2 separate regions of the Homo sapiens genome follow, and region 1 is linked to region 2. Evidence: chromatin loops called from intact Hi-C (ENCODE). Cell type or tissue: heart right ventricle. All regions are shown on one strand. Each heading gives the region's core, and the rest is flanking DNA. Links, peaks and the distances in the headings are about the cores only. Region 1 has its middle 38 kb from the start of NEURL1B. Region 2 overlaps LOC105377727 (a long non-coding RNA gene).

The links. Hi-C counts contacts between places; a loop is a spot of excess contacts. Peaks named below come from ENCODE experiments on the same cell type or tissue, not always from the same donor. Only the 100,000 strongest peaks of a DNase experiment are listed, where the experiment ranks them.
Region 1: it touches region 2 in a loop (2.9-fold over the local background); 4 of 110 quality-filtered maps call a loop at or near these places.

The regions. Positions count from the first base shown.
Region 1 is chr5:172,600,433-172,605,805 of GRCh38, reverse strand. No RefSeq gene overlaps it. Among named protein-coding and RNA genes, the nearest start is that of NEURL1B, 38 kb to the left of the region's middle. RefSeq lists an enhancer at 2,721-3,299. In heart right ventricle, for the core only: no CTCF peak of the experiment used is centred there; a DNase peak (open chromatin) is centred at 2,130; H3K27ac peaks cover 5,000 bases.
Region 2 is chr5:172,501,414-172,506,786 of GRCh38, reverse strand. The region is part of intron 1 of LOC105377727 (a long non-coding RNA gene); the gene reads right to left. It also overlaps LOC107984004. Among named protein-coding and RNA genes, the nearest start is that of SH3PXD2B, 50 kb to the right of the region's middle. In heart right ventricle, for the core only: no CTCF peak of the experiment used is centred there; DNase peaks (open chromatin) are centred at 1,786, 2,546 and 3,596; H3K27ac peaks cover 4,177 bases.

The sequences.
Region 1 (5,373 bases), core at 206-5,205, 99 kb before region 2:
ATTTACCTTATTCCACTTGAGCTTCTCAGCAATCCTAAGATATAGGCATTATATTTGGTCTATTTTATAAAGAAAAAAAATACAATTCAGAGGCATGAAGTAACTTGTCCACTAAAGCAATGGAGAACTGCATTCTTCAGTCTCACTCCATTGTTACTTGATCTGTTTTGATATTACATCATCAGCCTGTATAGAAGGACATTAAAGAAATAGCTATAGGAAATTGAAATTTTTTTACTAGCACATAGAATTATTATTTATTATATCACACAAATGTCTTTTTAGGGAGAGCCATTAAGTAATTTTATCTCAAGCCCAATACCAGGAAAACTGCTTCTCTGATCAACTGGTATGTTTTTATTTTCAAGGACAATAAATCACAAAAACATGATTCCTTCTTTGCTTTGGCTGCTGGGAATCCCAAGGTAATGTTTTAGGTCCAACTCTAGTCGTGGTACAGGGTCATTAGAACCTGTGCTCTGTAGACAAACTTTACCTTTGTTTCCATTACTTGGTGTCTCTTATTTTCCAAAGATTCTGACCTCCTGCTTGATTCTATTTATCTATATAACATTTTCCCTTTTTTTTTTCCTTTTTTGAGACAGGGTCTCACTCTCTGTCACCCAGGCTGGAGTGCAGTGGCTCAATCACAGCTCACTGCAGCTTCGACTTCCCAGGCTCAAGTGATTCTCCCACCTCAGCCTCCCTAGTAGCTGGGTCTACAGGTGTGCACCATCATGCCTGGATAATTTTTTTTTGGTATTTTTGCATTTTTTGTAGAGATGAGTTCTCGCCATGTTGCCCAGGATGATCTCGAACTCCTGAGCTCAAGCAATCCACCTGCCAAAGTGCTGGGATTACAGGCCTGAGTGACTGCACCTGGCCACATTTTGCATTGCTAATGTGTTCATAGAAGAACCTTAAACACTCTTTGGAATCAGGTGAAGGATAAAGAAATACGGGACTTGCTCAGGATTTCACAACTATTTAGCATCAGGGTTAGGATTCAAGCCCAAGGCTGAAAGCAGAAGGCAAGGCCTATCGACTTTGCCAGGGTGCTGGGGCCTGAGTTTGCTCAAGTGGGTACTGACATGCCCTCTGGAAACAAGGCTTCTGGAGGGACCACGAAGATCAGGCCTGCCTCTTACTAAATGCTGGGCTTAGGTGGAGCCTGCTGTCACGTGGTACTTCAGAATGAACCAAAGGTTAACAAACAGCAGCCGAGGACCCCACATGCCCTGCCGATGGATTTAGCTTGGCCCATCAATATTTTAAAGAGTAACTAAGTCACCATCATTTGAAAATAATATTTCACCTTTTTTTAAAAAAGTCTGCATATCTGATCTTCTCATGAAAACTTGGGCAATCAGTCACACATGGCAATCTTTGGTACCCTCATTGACGGGCATACATCCTTGAGTTCTGTGCTGGTCCCTGGCTGGTGAGCCTCACTTACTTATGGCCTCTGTCTTCCCCTGTTGGCGTCTGAGGCTGAGCTCTGGTTGATGGCAGCACGGATGATGCTGGGGTCTGGACAACCTTCCATACCTTCTTGAAGGTCTTCTGCCATCCTGTGCAAACTCATTGGGTTCTCAGCTTCTTGGGCATCCTTGGTTTTCTCATTTGTAAATTGCAGTGCTCTCTGTGGGAGTTCAGTTCCTCATGGAGACTCCTGCCCATCCCACCCCGTTCACCTAAGCCTTTCTCACCCTTCAGACTTGAGCCATCTCCCCTGGAAGGGCCACTGGGACCACCAGGTGACCCTTGTTCACACTCGCCCTCGTATTGTGCTGTAATGATTTACCCCGTGGTCCTGCCACACAGCTGTAGATTTTGCACATGCTTGTCGAATGAACAAATGAGTGAGGGAGTGAATGGGTTGAAGCTGCCTGGGTTCCAATAGGCCCAAGTAGCCTGGCTCCGAACGCAGGGCTCAGAATCCTGTGCTCTCTCCCAACATCATGTTGGCAAAGAAAGCCCCAGCCTGGGCCCTGGTTACCCTGACTGCCTCTCCAATGCCAGGCTTTGCTGACCGAGCCACCATCAGCCCAGCCACCCTCCCCAAGCTGACGTTCCGGGAGAAAGATGTCATAGTGCTAGACGGTCACACAAGCAGCCCCGTGCACCGTCGACTCCCTTTGTTGAGAAGCAGCCCCGACAAGGAGCTTTTCTTTTCTCCTCTCCCCGCATCCTCTCCCCAGGCCTCCCCCCTCACCCAATCCTCTCTTTAATTGCTGTTGCAGCGAGCAGGAAGAATGTCGTAGATGTTGCATCTGTTTTTCTGGAAGACTGTGAAGGCGCATTAAAATATGTGCTCCGTGGGCGTCTGGTAGGCTGAGGCCTCTCTCATGGCTTAATAACGGGGGAAAGAGCTGAGGAAAGGAAGAAATGAAAGGGATAGTGAGACAGACAGAGAAGGCGACACTCAGAGAACAAGAGAGAAAGAACACAGAGAGACAGAGATGGAGAGAGAAGAGAGATGGAGTTAGAAACAGAGATGAGAGAGAGAAATTGTGAGTCTGTGGCCATTGCCACGTTCCTCTGATTTTCAGCATTTTTCTAACAGAGATTTACGAAGGTTTATCCTAAACATCTGCGGCGTGAGGCCGACGAGATACACACTTGGTTATTTTTGGGAGCAATGGAGAACCGCTCACGGAAACCCTGCCCGGCCAGGGGCCCCAAGGCTGCTGGGACAGGGCTTGCCTGCCCCCTCCCTGTCCCCTCCCTGACCCCTGTTTCTTTGTCTTCTCCAAGGCACTGGCAGGAGGCAGGGCTAGGCTCTTTCCAAAATCCATTTGTCCCGGAGTCGCCTGGGCTGGGAAAGTGCCCTCCATGTGGGCCGAGGGGGCCTGGAGGGACACTGGGCACATGCAAGGGGTCACCAGGATGAGGGGCGTCTAAGGAAGCCTAGAGGGAGAAGGGAGGAGGGGAGGGAAGTACAGGAGGGTGAGGCAACCGTTGCCACGTCAGCCCCGCCACTCTGGCAGGACAAGGAGGGGAAGATGTCTGCTGAACACAGACCTCCTGCTGCTATCCCACGGGGCGACAGTTATCAATGCTCCCATTTCACAGACGGAGAAATGGAGGCTCAGAGAGTGAAGGGACTTGCCCGAGGGAACACAACCAGGGGGCCTTGGGATAGGGTAGAGTGGGTATTTGACACTTGGCCTTAAGTGACCATGTCCTGGGTCCCTCTCCCGACAGTTCCTGTTTCTGTTGAGGGATCTCTGTGGTTTTGGGGATGCTGACTCCACTGGGGACCTGAGATGAGCCCAAGGTCCAGGCTGGACCCATTCTTCCTTTTTTGGCGACAGTAGCTGGGACAGCAGGCAGGAGGCAGAGCTCCAAAGATCACGATGCCTGGACAGAGGGCTTGGATTGCTTCTTATGGGGGCAAAGTTGTAACAGGAGGAGCTCAAGCAGGGACTGGAGGGGGTCACAGTGGGGTCAGGCTAGGGTCTGGGGAACAAAGGCAAGCATTCTGATGGTATCAACCAATCCAGCTACTCTTATGGTGTCCCAAGCCAAAGTGTGACTGATTAAAAATGAATAATCATCCTAGATTTAAAGGCCTGGTCCAATTGCACGTCCATTTTACACATGAGAAACTGGGAAATAATTGTATTCAGTGCAATATTCCCAGAATGATGTCTTAATGTAGTTCACTAAGAAGAGGAGGTTGGGGGTCTGAATGACTGCCTGCACAACATACCTGCACTTTCTCCCCTTCCTAGTTTTTATTCAGCAACCCATCTGCTCCCCCAAATTCCCTATATTCCATGGAAGGCTGAGCTTCCACCCAGCTCTGGGCTGGATCCTATTGCCTTCAGGCCTGTGCCCTGGCTACAGGACTTTGTTCAAGGGCAGGAGTGGCCTAAACCCATTCAATCACAGTGAATCTCAGAGTCTTGGCAGGATGGTCAGGATGCTGGGGCAGGACACTCTTGCTGTCTCTCTGGATATGCTGAGGATGCATGAGGATCCCCCTGACATGTTAGAAGCCATCTGGCTACTTTAAGAGAAATCATCTTAAGGATGAAGCTCGGCCAGGCGCGGTGGCTCACATCTGTAATCCTAGCACTCTGGGAGACCGAGGCGGGCGGGTCACCTGAGGTCAGGAGTTTGAGACCAGCCTGGCCAACATGGCAAAACCATGTCTCTACTAAAAAATACAAAAATTAGCCGGGTGTGGTGGTGGGTGCCTATAATCCCAGCTGAGGCAGGGAGAACTGCTTGAACCTGGGAGGCAGAGGTTGCAGTGAGCTGAGATCGTGCCACTGCACTCCAGCCTGGGCAACAGAGCAAGACTCCATCTCAAAAATAAATAAATAAATAAATAAATAAATAAAATAAAAATAAAAAGGATGAAATTCACAGACACAAAGGAGGGTAGAGCTGAGAAAACCACTGAAAAATGGAGCTGGAGTCCTGATCGAGCCTCACCCGAAGCCCACCCATTCTTGACTTCTCAGCTATGTGAATCAATAAATCAATGAATCTCCTCTATTATCTTCATCAGCTTTAGTTAGGGTTTTTGTCACTTGGTTCTCGAATGATACAAGTGGTGTAGTAGGGTCAAGCAGCCGACCTGAGTTTGAGACCCATCTCCAGGGGTGGGATCTTGGAGCCTGTTTCCCCACCTGTAAAATGATGATGACAGCCCCTCCTTGACTGGGCAACTAGGAGAGACACAACATAATTGGCACCTCTAACACAGTACTCAGCACCTAGTATGTACTGGCTCCAGAATTGTTCCCTTGGGGTACAGACCAGTCCTGCTACTGGGCTTAAAAGAGGAGCCCCCTGAAATCTCATCCGATGGGTGCAGGGTACAATGCCTGCTTAGAGCCTGGGCAGGGAGGTGGACTGATTATGGTCCCTAGGGCGACCATCCTGGGAGCCTGGGCATGGTGCCCTAGCAGGCTCTCGGACCCGCCTCTGGTAGGCCAGGCAGCCAAAAATAGTTGCTTTGCTAGGTTTTGAACAGGAATCTATTTCAGGCCTGGGAAGGAGGACTTTTTGACCTGCCCTCTTGGACAGAACCACTCCCATGAGCTCAGGCAGACACATCAGCCCCCATGGAGCAAGGCCTGCTTCTCAAGGAGGGCTGGGCCAGCCCAAGCAAGGACCAGATGCAGGGCATATTTCCATTAGAAAAACAAGACACATGGTGAAAATTTGACATACTGTACTTCACAGTGAAAAGGGGGCCCTCTGTGCCTCCCACTCAATGCCCCTCCTTGAGCATCCCCAGCTGACAGTTTGTTGATGACATCTTTCCAGAGAGATTTAATGCCTACCCAATCATTTGCATGTATGTGGTTTTCCTTACATATTTAGAATCATACTCTACCTACCCTTCAATTACCT
Region 2 (5,373 bases), core at 56-5,055:
TCTATTTTTAGTAGAGACAGGGTTTCACCATGTTAGCCAAGCTGGTGTCGAACTGCTGACCTCAAGTGATCCACCTGCCTCGGCTTCCCAAAGTCCTGGGATTACAGGCGTGAGCTGCCGTGCCTGACCCCCATACCTTTTAAAAGCTCACCGTGTGAGGAAATATTAGACAAGCCGAGATGGAGGGAAGTGCTGTAAAATCATTGGACTGTATTCAAAATGCCAAGGTTGTGACAGGTGAAGACAGATGAAGGTACTGCTCCCAGGTAAAGGAGACTGAAGAGGCAGGAGGACAGAAGGTGATGTGTGAGCCAGACGCTCCTTCTGGGAGACAGGCAGCAGTGAACAGGGCTGCAGGTCTGCTACCTAGACCGTGTCACAAGCGCTGCTTTTGATCACCGTGCTGCAGTCATGTGAGTGTCTTTGTGTGTCGAAATGTCCCACTAGAGTATTTAGGGGTAAAGGGGCATCATGTTTGCAACTGACTCTAATGTTCTAGAAAAAATACATCTGTAGATAGAAAGAGACAAGCAAATGCAGGGAGTAGAGGGAAGGCTGTGTGGGAAGGCTTTGTACTATTGCCATTTTTCTGTAAGTCTAGGATTTCTGTTAAAAATTAAAAGAAAAAGGTGAGGCTTCTGTGTGGAGAGCTGACTGTAGAAGGGGCGAGAGTGAGAGCAGGGAGCGTGGGGAGGGGTCTGAGCAGCAGAGAGCCAGGAGCATTGGGGGTGGGGGTGGACCGTTGCGGCGGCAGTGGAGGTGGGGATGGGTGAGATGGGAGATACATGCTGATGATGGAGCCATCAGGACCTCCTGGTGGGTTGGACTTGGGGGCTTGGGGGAAAGACAATAATCAAGATCTTTTAACCGGGTGCAACAAAAATAGAAAGGGTGAATAAGACCTACTATTTGATAGCACAATAGAGTGACTATAGCCGTAGTAACTTAATTGTACATTTTAGAATAAGTTAGAGTGTAATTGAATTGTAACTCAAAGGATAAATGCTTGAGGGGATGGATACCCCATTCCCCATGACGTGGTTATTTCACATCGCATGCCTGTATCAAAACATCTCCTGTACCCCATCAACATATATATATCTACTATGTACTCACACACACACAAAAAAGATCTTACAGCTGAATGGAGGTCCTTTCCCAAAATGGGAAGGGCTGGGGGTGGGGGTGCCATTTAGGGTAATATCAAGAATCTGTGACCAGCAATGGCAAGGGTGTCTGGTTTCAAATGCCGACTCCAGAGCCGATGTCATGGAACAGTGTTTAATGCTGTGGAAGAGGACAAGCCCATCTAGGGAGTCGATGCAGGGTAAACAAGAGACGATGGAGTCGCCCATATTTAAAGTCTCTTAAGAGAAGAAACGGGTTCATTTTAAGCCCTAGGGGTGAGTGATTTACAATGATGATTTATTAAGTGCTTCCAGGGTACCAGGCACTGAGCAAGGCATTTTCGATTTAATATCTTTTCCTCTTCTCCCAATAGCCTTGTGAGATGAGCATCATTATCCCATTTAAAACATGATGTTACTAAGGCTCAGAGAGGTGAAGTAACTTGCCCAAGGTCACACAGCCAGCAAGCAGCAGAGCTGGGCTTTGAACCACATCCATCCCCTGCTAGAGAACCGGCCTGGGAGTTCCTGTTTTCCATCATGTCTTGCTCTGTTTCCCCATAGGACTGAGGTCTCACTTCTTTGAAAGGAAGCCACACAGCTGTTTTTTCCTGACAGCTGTGAGGCTACTTTCCAAGGGAGGGAGTCTTTTGTTGCCAATCCAGCCCCTTCCAGGAAAGAGTCCCTGAACTGCAGGATTCCACCCACCCTTGCTCCTCTGACATACAAAACTAGACCTGGCCGCTCCCAGGGCAAGCCCTTTGGCTCCCTGCATTTTCTGTTTCTCCTCCTCTGAAAACAGCTCCCAAGAGGGTGAGGCCCAGCATCCTGGGGCCCTGGTCCATTCTGTGGATGGATGCAAATTTGCACTCCTATACTTGTGTCATGTTGTTAACAGAGATCAATAGCAATGGCTATGAGTCATTGAGAACCTACTGCGTGTCAGGCTTTCTCTGTACATCAAGTCTAATTTCCCCAGGACCAGGTAAAATTGATATTCTCATCCTCACTTTCAATACAGGGAGCCTGTGGCTCAGAGGGTTGAGGGGGCCTATCTGAGGTCACAAGGCTGGGAAGAGTAGCTAAGCCAGCATTCAGCCCACAGCACAGAGCTGCCCTACTCGTGCTCAGTAATGACTTCTTCAATGGACTCAAGCTTTCTGGAGGTTCTGACCACAAAGCTCCATCCAGCTTCTGAGCTTCAGGGTCATGAACACAAGCCAAGCCAAAAGGCAAAAAAAGGTTTTGCTCCCCTGGCTCCAGCCCCTGCTCTAGGCCCTGACTTTCCAATATCCATGCCTTCTGCCTGCTCTCTGTGTTCTAGCACGGCCTCACCCCGCCACACCCAGCCCAGCCCAAGCCAGACTTGGTCTGCAAAACACTCTGTTTCTCATCCCACCTTGCGTCTGCTTCTCCTCTGGGCAGCCCCAGCCTGGAAGGAGGAAGAAGTGGGCGGTAGGGGCTGGGTGCAGCTGGGCCAGAAGAACAAAGAGAACTCCTTCTCAGAGGGCTGGAAGGCTCGGCAGCCTTGCTGCTTTGGGCCCAGACGCATTCCTTTGCACACTGCACAGCCCAGGAGAACAGGCCCGTTATGTCCAATTCCACAGCTGGGTACAGAGAGTCCACCACATCAGTCAGGGCTGTCTAACTGCTGTGGTGAACGGCCCCTCATCTCGGTGGCTTAGCATGATAAAGGGTGTTTACCTTTTGATTTTGTTTGCCCTTGTGCATGATGTCTGGTAATTACTTTACAATACTCCAGCAAACAATTTAAAATGGGGTCAGAGGCCAGGCGCGGTGGCTCACGCCTGTAATCCCAGCACTTTGGGAGGCCAAGGTGGGAGGATCATAAGGTCAAGAGATCGAGACCATCCTGGCCAACATGGTGAAACCCTGTCTCTACTAAAACTACAAAAATTAGCTGGGCGTGGTGGTGCGTGCCTGTAATCCCAGCTACTCGGGAGGCTGAGACAGGAGAATCGCTTGAACCCGGGAGGCGGAGGTTGCAGTGAGCCGAGATGGCACCACTGCACTCCAGCCTGGTGACAGAAAGAGACTCTGTCAAAAAACAAAACAAAACAGAAAAAAGAGTGCGGGGGGTGGTGGGGGTAGTTGAGTGGTGTATTAAAGAAGACTTGGAAAAATGTTGATAATTTCTGGAAACGGAATGATAGATGGCTAGGATGAGTTATTATAGTGTGCTCTCTGCTTCTTTTGTATATTTGAAGCCTTTACGTATGTTTATTTCTCCCTCATACAAAGTCTAATGCTGTGTTCCTGGCTTGTGGCTCTCATGGGTGGTTTTCCTCCAACGGTTGCCCTGAGACACAGGCCGCTTCTATCTTGAGGATCCTCTACCATCCTGTGGCCCCAAGGTTGTCCTGGTGTCATCCAAACAGCCAACTGGGAGAAGAAAGAGAAGATGGCATAGCCACTACTTAACCCCTCATCCTGACAGCACCTGGATCCCTCTGCTCACACTGCATTGCTGAAAACTAGTCATGTGGGAAGCAAGGAGTACTGGGAAATGTAGTTCTCGGCTGAACAGGCACCTACCAGCCAGCGCCACAACCAGACAGATGGTGTAAGGGGAACTTGACCTCTGTTGGTCAGTTGATCTTCTCAGCTACATCCACTGTGTGTTGGATGGGGCCATGTCAAGGGTGGTGCCCTAGGGAAGTGGCCTGGGCTCCTGTGAGAAGATGGCAAAGGGATTGGTAGGGGGTTGATAGGATGAACTTGTGAGTTGCGTATACCAGGCTTCCCAAACTTGTTCCATGATACACCTATGAAACAGTCTTGGCTCACAGAGAGAGGGAGGGTGATGGGGAAGGAGGCAACTCTCACCAGAGCTCTCTGGGCATTTCTCCTTCAACATACTGGTGCCCACCCCCCCCCACCACCTCCTCCTCAAAAGCGGCAAAGGAATCATTTTACAAAATGTGACCATTGGGGCGAAATAGGCACAAAGCACAAGCAGTCTCTCTGAGTCATTTCTTATGACTGTGAATCTGCAATTATCTCAAAATTTTTCAACACAAAAGTAGGGGAGTGGCCGGGCACGATGGCTCATGCCTGTAATCCCAGCACTTTAGGAGGTCGAGGCGGGCGAATCATGAGGTCAGGAGTTCAAGACCATCCTGGCCAACATGGAGATACCCCGTCTCTACTAAAAATACAAAAAAATTAGCTGGGTGTGATGGTGGGCACCTGTAATTCCAGTTATTCAAGAGGCTGAGGCAGGAGAATCGCTTGAACCCGGGAAGCAGAGGTTGCAGTGAGCCAAGATCACGCCACTGCACTCCAGCCTGGCCGACAGTGCAAGACTCTGTCTCACACACACACACACACACACAAAATAAGTTGGGGGGAGTGGCACAAACAAGACCCTGGAAGACCCCAAGGCACTGGAGAGTGCCCTAGGATGAACAAAGGGCCTCTTTCTCCAGTCCCCACCCTTCCTCCCAGGTCCCCCAGGGTGGTCGCTTCAAAGTCCAGATCGGCCTGACTACTCCGCTGCCCTGCTTAATTCTGTGGCTTACAAGATGGTGTCCAGTCTCTGTCACAATGCCTCATGGTCTGACTCTTCCCAAACCATCTCTCCATCCATAACCTCTTCCCTCTGCATGTGCACCCCATCAATCACTCCAAGCCCTAGCTGTTATCCAAACCCACTGTGCTTTCTTCCCCTTGGTCCTTACCACGTGCTGTCCCTTTCAGCCCCACTCCACACGTGGAAAATGCCCATACATGTTCCGAGACTCCCCTGCCCTGCAATGTCACCTCCTCTGGGCTCTAGGCTCTATGTTCATCTTCAATCCCAGCATTCAGTTGTCTACCTCAGTTTGTGGGTCTTTCTCTCTTGCTAGACTGTAAGCTCTTTGGGTGCAGACACTGTGACCCACTCATTTTGATGTCCGTAGTTCTCAGCATAAGGCCTGGGAAGGACTAGTTCTCACTAAAATGTTAATGACTGGCTATATGGAGAAATGAATGAATGAATGAATTAATTAATTAATCCGTGAGGGAATGGGGAAGATAGCACTATGTCTTCTGCTTGTCTAGTAGGGTTGTTGGCAAGTTTAAATGGTCCTCAGAGGGGATCCTGGGATCACTCTCAGCTGCTGCACCACGCTCCCATCCCACCACCTACCCACGCTTCACTTAACCCGCCAGATCCTTCTAGAGCCTGGCCAGGCATTGTAGTGTAGTGGGAAGACAAGGAGACCTGCAACTGGACAGCCAT